2 separate regions of the Homo sapiens genome follow, and region 2 is linked to region 1. The links are chromatin contacts, found by Hi-C or POLR2A ChIA-PET in ENCODE. All regions are on one chromosome and are shown on one strand. Each heading gives the region's core, a stretch centred on a gene start or an enhancer-like site at or near the end of the contact. The rest is flanking DNA. Distances are from core to core; before and after follow the strand shown. Region 1 holds the start of SYAP1 (synapse associated protein 1). Region 2 holds the start of REPS2 (RALBP1 associated Eps domain containing 2).

The links. A loop is a pair of places that touch in the nucleus more often than their neighbours do. ChIA-PET counts read pairs that join two places held with the same protein, here RNA polymerase II (POLR2A). Pooled maps may share reads with other maps.
Region 2: a map of B cell shows a loop between it and region 1 (15-fold over the local background). The contact joins the promoter of REPS2 here to the promoter of SYAP1 in region 1. A Hi-C loop is called at or near these places in 2 of 168 maps with a recorded cell type or tissue (B cell and naive thymus-derived CD4-positive, alpha-beta T cell) and 7 of 50 pooled maps. POLR2A ChIA-PET finds 5 or more read pairs at or near these places in 4 of 52 experiments (K562, WTC11, common myeloid progenitor, CD34-positive and 1 more).

Annotation. Positions count from the first base shown.
Region 1 is chrX:16,715,646-16,722,743 of GRCh38, forward strand. It overlaps SYAP1 (synapse associated protein 1), which reads left to right and starts at 3,967. Exons shown (of 9, transcript NM_032796.4): 1 at 3,967-4,254. The coding sequence starts at 4,080. RefSeq lists an enhancer at 3,777-3,836.
Region 2 is chrX:16,942,296-16,949,393 of GRCh38, forward strand. REPS2 (RALBP1 associated Eps domain containing 2) reads left to right here and starts at 4,363. Exons shown (of 18, transcript NM_004726.3): 1 at 4,363-4,839. The coding sequence starts at 4,567.

The DNA of each region.
Region 1 (7,098 bases), core at 2,717-5,216:
GGCTAATGGATAAAAGATAATCTGTATATACAAAGGGCTCATTATAATAACTATTGTATTATTAATCTCAAATGGGAAAAATAATGAGCTGGAAAACAAATTTGATAACAGGGTGTGGATTGACTGAATTGTGTGGGATAAGGATGTATCCTCATTCAACAAGTGTCAGTTCATGGCCCACCACCAGCATAACATCTTGCTGAATCCGCACAAGATGATTTTTTTTTTTTTTTTTTGAGGTGGGGATTCATTCTTGTCGCCCAGGCTGGAGTGCAATGGCATGATCCCAGCTCACTGCAACCTCCACCTCCCGGGTTCAAGTGATTCTCCTGCCTCAGCCTCCTGAGTAGCTGGGATTACAGGCGCCCACCACCACGCCCGACTAATTTTTGTATTTTTAGTAGAGACAGGGTTTTACCATGTTGGCCAGGCTGGTCTCGAACTCCTGACCTCAGGTGATCCACCTGCCTCGGCCTCTCAAAGTTCTGGGATTACAGGCATGAGCCACCGTGCCTGGCCAGATGATTTTTTTAAAATGAAAATGAAGCCCATCATTAAGTTGATTGCTTATGTTCTTGTTTTGTAATCTTTTTTTTTTTTCTTTTTTTCAGTCGGGGTCTCGCTCTATCACCCAGGCTGGAGTGCAGTGGCACGATCACAGCTCACTGCAGCCTCCAGCTCCCAGGCTCAAGCAATCCCCCTGCCTCAGCCTCCTGAGTAGCTGAGACGACAGGTGCAAGCCACTACACCCAGCTCATTTTTTATTTTTTGTATAGACAGGGTCTCGTTATGTTGCCCAGGCTGGTCTCAAACTTCTAGACTCAAGCAATCCTCCCACCTCGGCCTCACAAAGTGCTGGGATTACAGGCATGAGCCACTGTGCCCAGCCTAATCTCTTATTTTTAAGAATTCTACCTTTCAGAAGAGTTGTAAAACTGTCTATCCCTTGGTGACCACAGTGTTCACCACGATTTTGAGTGTACCTTAAGATAAAGCAGAGTAAGGCTGAAAGGGCTGGGCCCTATCTCTGCTGTGGGAAGGACCAGCACTATACTTCTTTTGCAAGTGAGGGAACTTGAGGGGCAAAAGGATGAGTAAAACGTCAAGTTTAGGCCGGGTGCGGTGGCTCACTCCTGTAATCCCAGCACTTTGGGAGGCCAAGGTGGGTGGATCACCTGAGATCAGGAGTTCGAGACCAGCCTGGCCAACATGGTGAAACCCCGTCTCTACTAAAAATACAAAATTAGCCAGGTGTGGTGGCAGGTGCCTGTAATTCCAGCTATTTGGGAGGCTGAGGCAGGAGAATTGCTTGAACCCAGGAGGCAGAGGATACAGTGAGTCGAGATTGTGCCACTGCACTTCAGCCTGGGCAAGACAGAGTGAGACTCCGTCTAAAAAAAAAAAAAAAGTCAAGTTTATTCACCTACTAGATGGTGGAATTAGAAGCCCATCCTAGGCTTCTCACTCAAATTCCAGGCTCTGTTCAATCATACTTGAAGCAAATATCCTATTCCCGAAAGTCTCAACCACTTTCAGGTTCTCATTGACTTAATAAAGCCTAGAAAGGCATTGATCCTAAGACATCTCCTGACTTCAAAGCTGAATCAATACTTGGACTCTAAAAACAGGCTGGAATGTCATCAATGCCACTGAACTGTACACTAAAAAAAATTTATTTTTACTTCAATTTAAAATATTAATAGTGTAATACACCAAAAATATATACCATTGAATTGTACACTTTAAACAGGTGAATTGTTTAAATCTCAGCTGTTTGGGGGAAAGAAAAAAACAGGTTGGGCTTGATAACCTAAAATCCTGGACCTGAATAAAATATAAATATAAGTCAGGCTGGAAAACTGGACAGCAGGGAAATCAGAGTTGTAATCAATTCCTCATGTATTCCCTCAGGTCACCGGAACTGTCCTCCTCTTCTCAAAATAGTTGGGGAGCAAGGAATCATGGATGTCCTTCCACAATTAATGACTGAAGACTGTGCTTGGGAAATGTGTCCATGAACTCCCTGCTCTGAAGGGGTAGTTATGCACATCACTAGTTTTTTGTTAGTTTTACATGTTATTGTGGGAAAAGTTAAAAATATAAAAAAGACAAATGTTTAACTACCCAGCTTCAACCCATGGCCAGGCTTGTTTCATCTATATCCCCCCCCATTCCCCCCACCCCCATCCTGTATTAATTTGAAGCAAATTCCAGACGTGGCATCATTTCTTTTTTTCTTTTTCTTTTTTTTTTTTTTGAGACGGAGTTTTGCTCTTGTCATCCAGGCTGGAGGGCAATGGCAGGATCTCAGCTCACTGCAACCTCCGCCTCCTGAGTTCAAGTGATTCTCCTGCCTCGGCCTCTCGAGTAGCTGGGATTACAGGCGCCCGCCAGCACACCCAGCTAATTTTTTGTATTTTTAGTACAAACGGGGTTTCACCATGTTGGTCAGGCTAGTCTCAAACTCCTAACCTCAGGTGATCCACCCATCTCGGTCTCCCAAAGCGCTGGGATTACAGGCGTGAGCCACTGCGCCTGGCCCAGATATGGTATCATTTCTTTGGTAAAATCTCAATATGTGCGGTGGATAAACAGATGGATAAACAAAACGTGGTGTATACATACAAGGGAATACTATTCACTCTTAAAAAGAAATTGACACAGCCTTGAGGACATTATACTAAGTGAAAGAAGCCAGTTACAGACAAATACTGAATGATTCCACTTATATTAAGGTATCTAGTCAGATCCATAGAGACAAGAAGTAGAATGGGGGGAGGAGGGGGATGACAAGGACAGGAATGGGGAGTTGTTTCATAGGTAGTTTCAGTTTTGCAAGATGAAGTTCTATTTTTCTTTTTTCTTTTTTTTTTTTTTTTGAGAATGGACTCTGCAACCTCTGCCTCCCGAGTTCACGCCATTCTCCTGCCTCAGCCTCCCTAGTAGCTGGGACTACAGGCGCCCGCCACCACGCCCGGCTAATTTTTTTCTATTTTCAGTAGAGACGGGGTTTCACCGTGTTAGCCAGGATGGTCTCGAACTCCTGACCTTGTGATCCTCCCGCCTCGGCCTTCCAAAGTGCTGGGATTACAGGCGTGAGCCACCGCACTCGGACTATTTTTCATTCTTTTAATTGCAAGATGAAGAGTTCTGAAGATTGATTGCTCAACAATGTAAATGTACTTAACAGTACTGAATTGTACACTTAGAAACGGTTAAGATGGTAAATCATATTAAGATGGTAAATTTTGTGTATTTTACCACAATTAAAATTTTGTAATTTCACAATTCCTTAATTTTATCAACTACCCAGTGTCCAAATTTCCAGTTCTTATAATAAGTATCATACTATTTTTTTCAATGTGTTTGCTGAATTAGGATCCTAATAAAATGCACAAGGGGCCATGTGTTACATCTCTTAAGTCTTTTTTAATCTATAGGTTCCCCACCACACTCCTCTCTTCCTTGCAATTTATTTGAAGAAACAAGGTTGTCTGTCCTGTGGCTTCTCATAGTCTAGATTCTGCTGACAGCATCCCATTGTGTTGTTTAACACCTTATTCTGTCCTCTTATTCCCTGTTGGGCTTGGCGGCTTTGGGTTAGTTTTGAATTGGGCTCAGGAGGAGGCTAAAGACATCCAATTCTGCGGGAACGCAGCCCTGCGGGACCTGAAAAGGCGAGACTAAGTCACCAGCCAAGCTGCCTAGAGGCAATCTTAAAATGGGACTGGCTAGGACTGTGACAAAGACACCGTCCACATGCCTACTAGGTCAGTCACCTACAAAGCTGGCGAATGAGGAAAAGAGGGAAGGCAGGGCTACGCTGGGAAAGCTCTTTGTCCCCTATCCACGCGCACAAAACAGTTGTCACAACTGACGTCACCAGGGGCGGAGCCTTTGGACGGAAGTGACGCTTGCGCGGCCGCGGCGGAGTCGTCATAGAGGCGGGGCTGCGGCGGCTGCGGTGTTCCTCCGACTTCCGGACATCTCCCTGGGAGTCGCGCAGAGTGGAGTCAAAGGCAACCAGTGCTCGCTGCGGTCTCTGGGGATCGGGACCGCGGCGGCGGCCCGCGAGCGGGATGTTCCGGGGCTTGAGCAGTTGGTTGGGCTTGCAGCAGCCGGTGGCAGGCGGTGGGCAGCCCAATGGAGATGCTCCACCCGAGCAGCCGTCCGAGACGGTGGCTGAGTCTGCGGAGGAGGAGCTGCAGCAAGCGGGAGACCAGGAGCTCCTCCACCAGGCCAAAGACTTCGGCAGTGAGTCTACCCTGGCTCTGGGACCGGGAAGGGGGGGGCGCATTCCTCCTCTGGGACGGCCCTGGGGCGCGGGCCCGACTGGCTGGGGGATGAGGGGGCCGAGGTGGGAGGCAGGGGAGGAAGATGTGTCTGTCGGTCAGTCCTCTCCGGGTCGGGAGAGATTGGTGAGGATCTGGACGAGGCCAGAGCTTCATCTAGCAGTCAGGTCCTGTCCCTGAAGTTCCTGGTGACAAGTCTACAAAGTTTGCAGACATTGGAATCAGGTATGCAGTCAAGCAGTGTGACCCGACGTCTTCAGGTTTGACAAGGAATCTTTTTTGTTCAACTCGAAAACCTTCATTTACACCCCCCAGATCGGGGATAGTTGGCGAGCTTGAATTGGTTGAAAAAATAATTTTTTGCCCCTAGGTCAGAACGTGTTGTCTGAAGTAAACTGACAGTTACTGAATGTCAATGTCTGCCCCGGTCAAATGCTTTTTAGGTACAGAGACCTTTTTCCTTAAGGAGGGAGAGAAAATGCCAACTGTCTGCTATACGCAAGTTGCAGTACTAGATGTTTTATGAAAGATATCCCATTTCATCTGTTAAACACCCCCAGTGAGTTGGGGGAACAAGCCCAGAGTTATTGGGCCAAAGTTATACTGATAGTGAGTGGTAGAAGTGGAATTTGAGCTTCGATCTTTCTCATTTTAAAGCCCGTGCTCTTTCCAAGTTTACAGTCTACAGGGGTTGGGGGACAGGTGATAATAGACGTGGAGTAAACACATGCTGTAGTAATTCTCATTTCTGGAGAGACCATGGTGGGCTTCAGTGATCACAGAAAGCATCTTTGAGGCCGGATATGGTGGCTCAGGCCTGTAATCCCAGCACTTTGAGAGGCTGAGGTGGGCGGATCATGAGGTCAGCAGTTCGAGACCAGCCTGGCCAACACGATGTAACCCCGTCTCTACTAAAAATACAAAAAATAGCCGGGCGTGGTGGCGGGCACCTGTAATCCCAGCTACTCAGGAGGCTGAGGCAGGAGAATCGCTTGAACTGGGGAGGTGGAAGTTGCAGTGAGCTGAGATCGCACCACTGCACTCCAGCCTGGGTGACAGAGCAAGACTCCATCTCAAAAAAACAAAACAAAACAAAACAAAAAAGCATCTTTGAGGAGGTGAGCCCTAAAGCAGCCCAGCACTACAAGTGAGAGAACTGCAACAAAGGTAGATACTAAGTTCAGCAACATTTGAAGAATCTACTAAAAGATGGGGGTGGGGGGATGGGGGTGGAGACAGGGATGTGGGAGGAGAGCAGCCTGAGAGTAGATAAACACATATTTGAGTAAGAAAGGGCCGAACAGTTTTTCTGGAGACAGGGTCTCACTCTGTCGCCCAGGCTGGAGTGCAGTGGCACGATGTTGGCTCACTGCAACCTCCACCTCCAGGGTTCAAGTGATCTTCCTACCTTATCCTCTCCAGTAGCTTGGATTACAGGCATGCCCTACCACGCCCAGCTAATTTTTGTATTTTTAGTAGAGATGGGGTTTCGCGATGTTGGGCAGGCTGGGCCCTAACGTTTAAAAGTTTACTGTGGGATGAAAGGACAGGGAAAACAGACATAATCTCAAACCATGACAGTGTATAATCTCAGCCCAAGGCCCCCAGATAGAATAGTCTTGCTCTGTCGCCCAGGCTGGAGTGCAATGGCACGATCTCGGCTCATTGCAACCTCCACCTCCTGGGTTCAAGCAATTCTCCTGCCTCAGCCTCCTGAGTAGCTGGGACTACAGGCACACGCTGCCACACCTGGCTAATTTTTTTTTTTTTTGTATTTTTAATGGAGACAGTGTTTCACCATGTTGGTCAGGCTGGTCTCAAACTCCTGATCTCAAGTGATTCACCCACCTTGGCCTCAAAGTGGTGGGATTACAGGCGTGAGCCACCGTGCCTGGCCCCTCTGAATATTTTCTAATAACTGCATTTTTCATATGGATGTGTACTTTGGAGCTAATGCTGCCATCTTTCTGCTCACCAGATTCTCTTTTGATATTTACGGAAGCTGAGGTTAGATGGAAGTACCCACAAACACACACACATTGTGAATTTAAAGCTTCAGAATAAATGAGAATTCTTTCTTTTCTGAAATTTATGTGATTTTAGAAAGTCGTAAAGGTTCTAGTTCATATACAAACTGTGAGAGACAAGAGAGATGATCAGATATTTTTTATTTCTACATATTGATCCTAAGAAGTATATTGTCTTTAAGAAGACCCATTTATGTTTTGAAAACTGGAATTAAACATCTGTGAGCCTGACTCCCAGAGTAGATTCATTTCTTAAGTCTTTTGAAATCTACATAAAATATCAGCCGGGTGCGGTGGCTCACGCCTATAATCCCAGCAGCTTTGGGAGGCCAAGGCAGGCAGATCACGAGGTCAGGAGATCGAGACCAGCCTGACCAACGTGGTGAAACCCTGTCCCTACTAAAAATACAAAAATTAGCTGGGCGTGGTGGTGCGCGCCTATAATCCCAGCTACTCAAGAGGCTGAGGCGGGAGAATCGCTTGAACCCGGGAGGCGGAGGTTGCAGTGAGCCGAGATCGCGCCACTGCACTCCAGTGTAGGTGACAAAGTGAGACTGCATCTCACAAAAAAAAAAAAAAAAATCTCCTGGGAGCCCCATTTGTTCTGCATATATTTGTTGAGTGCCTACCTTCAAGACTGGACACTAAATACTTCCTGGTTCCTGGTGACCTATTTATACATTCAGGCAACTCACCAGTTAGTGGTGGACACCCAGGCCTGCATTCCACTCCCTCACTCAAAACCAAACCTCCTGGTCTCCTGATTCTTGGCCCTCCCT
Region 2 (7,098 bases), core at 3,113-5,612, 230 kb after region 1:
CACTCTTGTTCCATTCCGAAGCTTTCTGTTGTTTTAGTTCCCTCCTGGCAGGTTGGATGCAAGACGTGGTGTAAAGAAAGCTTAGTGAAGAGGTGAGAACTTCTTCCTTCTGGAGAAGATCCTCTTCTCTGTTCCATTTTTCCAGATTCCAAAAGGAAAATATTACTCTGGTTATCACTGAGGTTGACATCATTTTTTATTTTTCTTCTTCTTATGTATCTCTCTTCACTCTCTCCCCCTTTCCTTTCCTTCTTTTTGTATTTACAATTTCATGATTTTTTCCCCTTCTCCTCTCTTCCTGACCTTGGTCCTTTAGTTGACCATAATACCAAAGTATATTTGTTATCGTCAGTGGTATTTCTTGAGATGTTTTTTGTCTCTGTTTTTAATAAAAATAAAACTATTTGGGGTGTAAGTTTTATATATCCCTTTATTAAAGCAAATTATAAAATGTATTAATTTTTTTATTGATACATAATAATTGTACATATTTACGGGGTATATGTGATATTTTGGTACATGTATACAATGTGTAATGATCAAACCAGAATAACTGGCATATCCATAATCTCAAACATTTATTATTTCTTTGTGCTCGGAACATTTCAAATCTTCTAGGTATTTTGAAATGTACAATAGGCTGGGCATGGTGGCTCATGCCTGTAATCCTAGCACTTTAGGACGCTGAGGCAGGTGGATCACTTGAGCCCTAGGAGTGGGCTAGCCTGGGCAACATAGCGAGACCTTGTCTCTATAAAAAATACACAAATTAGCTGGGCATGGTGGTGCACGCCTATAGTCCTAGCTACTCAGGAGGCTGAGGTAGGAGAATTGCTGGAGCCCAGGAGGTCGAGGCTGCAGTGAGCCGTGATTGCACCACTGCACTCCAGCCTGGGTGACAGATTGAGACCATGTCTCAAGAAAAAAGAAATACACAATAAACTGTTAATTATACTCACCTTACTTTGCTATCAAACACTAGATTTTACTCCTTCTAACTGTATTTTTGTATCCATTAGCTAACCTCCCTTCGTCCCCCAGCCCACCTTTCCCAGGTTCTGATAACTATTGCTCTACCTCCATGAGATCAACTTTTTCAGCTCTCCCATATGAGTGAGAACATGTGATATTTGTCTTTCTGTGTCTGGCTTATTTCACTTAACACAATGACCTTCAGGTCCATCCACGTTGCTGCAAATGACAGGATTTCATTCTTTTTTATGGCTGAATAGTATTCCATTGTGTATATATAACACATTTTCTTTATCCATGCACTATTGAGGGACACTTAGGTTGATCCATATCTTGGCTATTGTGAATAGTGCTGCAATAAACATGGAGGTGCAGGTATCTCTTTGATTACTGATTTACTTTCCTTTGAATAAATGCCCAGTAGTGGGATTGCTGGATCACATAGTAGTTTTGTTTTTAGTTTTTTGAGAAACGTCCATACTGTTTTCTATAAGGGCAGTACTAATCGTATTCTCAACAGTGTAAAAGACTTTCCTTTTCTCTTATATATGGAGTGAGATGATATCTCACTGTAGTTTTGATTTGCATTTTCCTGATGATAAATGATGTTGAGCATGTTTTCATATACCTGTTGGCCATCTGTATGTATTCTTTTGAGAAATGTTTATGCAGATCCTTTGCCCACTTTTTAATGGGATTATTATTATTTTTTTGCTGTTGAGTTGAGTTCCTTCTATATGCTGGATATCAGTCTCTTGTTGGATGAATAGTTTGCAAATATTTTCTCCCATTCTTCAGGTTATCTCTTCATACTGTTAATGTTTCCTTTGGTGTGCAGAAGCCTTTTAGTTTAATATATTTCCATTTGCTTATTTTTGTTTTTTTGGCCTGTGCTTTCAAGGTCTTAGCCATAAAATCCTTGTCCAGACCAATGTCCTGAAGCATTTCCCCAATGTTTTCTTCCAGTAGTTTTACAGTTTTAGGTCTTATGATTAAGTCTTTAATACATCTTCAGTTGATTTTTGTATAGGTGAGAGAGACATAAAGGTCTAGTTTTATTCTTCTGCATATGGATATCTGGTTTTCCCAGCACCATTTATTGGAAAGACTGTCCTTTCCCAATGTATTTCCTTGGTGGTTTGTTGGAAGTCAGTTGGCTGTAAATGTGTGGGTTTATTTCTGGGTTCTCCAGTCTGTTCTATTGGTTTATGTGTCTCTTTTCATGTCAGTACCATGCTGTTTTGGTTACTATAGCTTTGTAGTATATTTTGAAGTCAGGTAGTGTGATGCCTCCAGCTTTGTTCTTTTTGCTCAGGATTGCTTTGGCTATTCAGGGTCTTTTGTGGTTTTATACAATTTTTAGGATTGTTTTTTCTATTTTTGTGAACAATGTCATTGGTATTTTGATAGGGATCACAGTGAATCTGTAGATTTCTTTGGGTAGTATGGTCATTTTAATAATATTAATTCTTCCAATCCATGAGCATGGGATGCCTTTCCATGTTTTTGTGTCCTCTTCAATTTTTTAAATCAATGTTTTGTAGTTTTCTTTGTAGTAAAATATATTTTTTATTAGTGCTTAACCCTAGACTGATGTTTTCTTTTGGGTTATTGTTTCCCAGTGAGGCTTCATGCATATATTTCTGCAGGTCTTCCCAGGAAAAATGACATTTAAAAAGAGAATTTTTGGAAAAGAGATGCAGATATGTGGGCCTGATGCTGGAACTTCCAGTGCAATGGTGGGACAGACTTTTTTTCCAGTGGCTTCTTTTCTGGTCTCTCTTTCTCTCTCTCTCTTTGAGACAGAGTCTTGCTCTGTTGCCCAGGCTGGAGTGCAGTGGTGTGATCTTGGCTCACTGCAACCTCTGTCTCTTGGGTTCAAGTGATTCTCCTGCCTCAGCCTCCCAAGTAGCTGGGACTGCAGGCACTCACCACCATGGCCCAGCTAGTTTTTGTATTTTTAGTAGAGATGGGATTTCACCACGTTGGCCAGGCTGGTCTCGAACTCCAGGACTCAAGTGATCTGCCTGCCTTGGCCTCCCAAAGTGCTGGGATTACAGGCATGACCCACCGCGCCCGGCCTGGACTTTCTTTTAAAAGCGGCTAGAGGGCCAGGCGTGGTGGCTCAAGCCTGTAATCCCAGCACTTTGGGAGGCCGAGGTGGGGGGGTGGGGGTGGGGTGGATCACCTGAGGTCAGGAGTTCGAGACCAGCCTGACAAACATGGTGAAACCCCGTCTCTACTAAAAATACAAAAATTAGCCAGGAGTGGTGGCAGGCGCCTGTAATTCCAGCTACTCGGGAGGCTGAGGCAGGATAATCGCTCGAACCCGGGAGGTGGAGGTTGCAGTGAGCCAAGACTGTGCCATTGAACTACAGCCTGGGCAACAAGAGCGAAACTCCTTCTCAAAAAAAAAAAAAAAAAAAAAAAGTGGTTAGAGTACTAGCCAGGGGGAAGCAAGCACATTTGAAAAATATAGTGTGTATGCTTTAGGATAGGGAGGAATGGAGAGAGAGAGGAGGACATGGACCGGGGTGGAAAAATGTGGGGTTTCGCATTGATTTTTGGTGTGAGCTTGAACAAGTTTTGTACTAAAAAAAATGCCTGTTTTACTACTAAAATAAGTGCTTCCTTTGGAGAGTGAGGATCCTCTGTTACTGAGGTTTGTATTTTCAGGCCCTAGCATATAAATCTGCTACATACGAGATATTCAACTGGTTTTGGAGGAATGAAGGTGAACATGGCAGTTTCCTCATCTGTAAAAGCAGGGTTTGGACGAAATGATCTGCAAAATGGGTCTTTTTGTACTCTTACTACTCTAGTATTTACGAGTAACCGATGTTATTCCTTATAAAGTCTCAACTCCTGGTTTGAGCCATGTCTGACGAGGGGGCCTAACTCCAATACCACCCTGAACACTCTGGGGTCAGTGGGACCCTGTTTGTACAGACGTCTGCGTCTTCCGGCTCTTTAGGACATAAGCAGTACTGCTATGGAAGAAAGGAAACCTAATTTCCCATGCCTTGTCCCTTTCTGGAAAGGGCATGGCGTGGTGTGGGCACCACACCTGCCCCAGCCTTCTAGCAAGAAAACAACACAACCTTCCCCGCTCCCCGAAAAGAGCTTCTCTCCAGTTGGGTCTAGATGCCCCCTTCCCAACCAGGGCGGATGGCCAAAGGCTCCGCTCCCTTGCAGGGTAGGCTTGGAAAGGCACGGGGCCCGCCTTCCTGGGCACCGGAGCCTGTGACGGGCGGAGGGCGTGCGGCGCGCTGGGTTAGTTACCTGGCGCTGGGCGGGGCAAGCGGGAGGCGGGGGCGGGGCCGGGGTGACATCTCAGGCTGTGATTGGGCCGCGCCGCGCCTGTCTCCATGTGCCGCGCAGCTGAGGCACAACATTCAAGCCCGGGGGTGGGGCCGGCGCGCGCCGGGAGGAAGCGGCCGCGCGGCAGCTGCGGGGCGTGGGGGTGGTGGTGGCGGCGGCGGTGGTGGCGGCGGCGGCGGCGGCGGCAGCTGAGGCCGAGGAGGCGGTGGCTGTGGCGGACGCAGCAGCACCCCAGCTAGGGACAGGGCTCCGCCGCGCCCCCTTGCTGGCCCCATGGAGGCGGCAGCGGCGGCGGCGGCGGCGGCAGCGGCAGCGGCAGCGGCGGGCGGGGGCTGTGGCTCCGGGCCGCCGCCGCTGCTGCTGAGCGAGGGCGAGCAGCAGTGCTACTCCGAGCTCTTCGCGCGCTGTGCCGGCGCCGCGGGCGGGGGCCCCGGGTCTGGGCCCCCCGAGGCCGCCAGAGTCGCCCCCGGCACGGCCACTGCGGCCGCCGGCCCCGTGGCTGACCTGTTTCGGGCATCGCAGCTGCCCGCCGAGACGCTGCACCAGGTGGGTCCCTCCGCCTCCTGTCCCTGCGGGTCTGTGGGGCAGTGTGTGCGGGGGCGGAGGTTGCGAGTGGGGCGACAGGGCTGCCCCCAGGGACCCGGAGGCCTCGGCCAGTTCTGAGAGAGAGGACTCTGCAGCCGGGGATGGCGGCGACGCCCTTGTCCCCGGGGGACACCAGCCTCCTTCGCAGCTCAGCTCCTCGCCCAGTGCTGGGTGCGCTCTCCCCATCTTCCTTCCCTGAGACAGTCTGACACTCTCTCCCCTCCCCCGGCCATTTCTGGGGTTCTGCAGCCGCCCAGACCCAAAGTTTGTCCTGTTCTGGAAGTGGTGTTTGTTTTGGCTGCTGCCTGGTTTAACCTCTGCTCGCTGCTCCTGCCCCTCCCTCTCCTGAGTGGGTTCTCAGGGTGCCTTGCTGGGATTTCAACTTGAAGGGTGTGTGTGTCCGTAGGGTTCGAGGCCCAGGGCTGAATGTTGTCCTCTCTATGTAGTTGTAATATATAAGTATCTACTATATGTAATTGCCCATAACATATTTCTAAATATTAATATTAAATCGAAAACCTTAATGACAAGTTGCAGAACAGGGACACGGGACTGCAAGAGGACGTTTGTCAAGTCAAAACCAAATTTCCCATTTGAGATTAGAGGTGGACTTCAGAAGTCCACCATGGGAAACAGCTGTAGTTTCCCATCTATCATTACTTGGACTTGAAATAGAATTGAAAGGTAAGGGATGTCATAGCTACCACCTTTTGGCTGTTCTATACTTGGAAAAGTACTAGGGGATGATACATACCAGACGCTGTTTTTGTTTTGTGCTTTCCTTGGAGCTTGGAGAAAGACTACTTGATAAGCCTTTGTCTGTCATTTCATGTCACCAGCACTTCATGGTGATAAGACTGTTAATATCAGGTTCAAAACGTGAAATGAAGCTTTTCCTAAAAGCAATAGTATGAATGTTATTAACACCAATGGAATATTTAGAGTGGCGAGTGGTATTTTAAAATCTAGTTTCAAAGGAGAACTGAGGGTTTTATGGTTCACTTGCAATGTCATTGTGTTCATACGTATTTTTAAAAAAATTGCTTAAGACTGCGTTTTATACTGCTGGAGTGTTTTTACTGCTATATGTTTGTGAGCATAACTTTAGACACTTTGTAATCTTTCACCCTTTTGAATTTGGGATTTCTGAAACTGTAACTAGTATTCACAGAACTTAGCATGGCTGTTTATCCCTAAAGAAGTCCTTGATATGTAGACAGTTCTGCCATTGCTGATGAGTAGTTGAGCTGGATCAGGTAAAGAGAAAGTCAGTGTCTTAAAACACAAACCGTGGCTATTACATGAGGCCCTCAGAATAGTCCCGAGCATAATACATTTATTCAGTGCTGTAGCTGCTTCCCAGCTGAAAGAGGAATAATTGACTGAGGCTATGCAGCAAGTAAGTGACAGCTGGGTACCTATTAAGGCTTATTTTGTTGTCAGTAATGCATCGGATAAGAGGAGGTGGGCATAGTAAATCTGAATATGTTGGTTGATGCCTCTTTAGGAATTGGGAAGAAGGATTTCCTGATGTTAGAACCCATGCTTTCTTGAGGTACATATAGTTTTAAAAGGACCCAAGGCACAGTGGCTGTGCGTGAATGAGATTATATTTTTGATGTCCAGTTGAAATCTGCTTGCAAAAGACTGCTTCAGATACTGGCAAAAGGGGACATCCCTGCGAGATTGCTTGGAGTAAATCTCTCAGAGCTCGAAGCTCCCTTATTCAGCCTAGCAAAGCAAAACACATCATCCACCTTTAATCCAACAAAATTACCATAACTCAATATTCTTGGTACAGGTGAAAATGAACATTGAAGGCATCCTGGACATGTGATCCTAAGAGAGTCAAACAAAGTCAGCAACCAGCAGACACCTAATTTTCACCCATCACTTTGGTGGTGGTGGTGGTGGTGGTGGTGGTGGTGGTGTGTGTATGCTCCATCCACTTTAATTTGCATTACCCCATCAGTGTATTAGCCATTCTTTAAAACAAACGTAGATGTTTTTACCCTTTCTCTGTTAAACAGGAACCTGTAAGTTGAGATTTAAGTGCCCCAACAGGTATAACTGCTCAAATCTTGGAGGCACTAACCAGTCCTGATATTTTCTATGGTAACAACCAGGTTTTCCTCTTAATAAGCATACAATTAAGATTACCATAATAATGTTCCAGGAAGAGTGAGAATCTTGCATTCTTACCACAAGTAAATGGTCTAT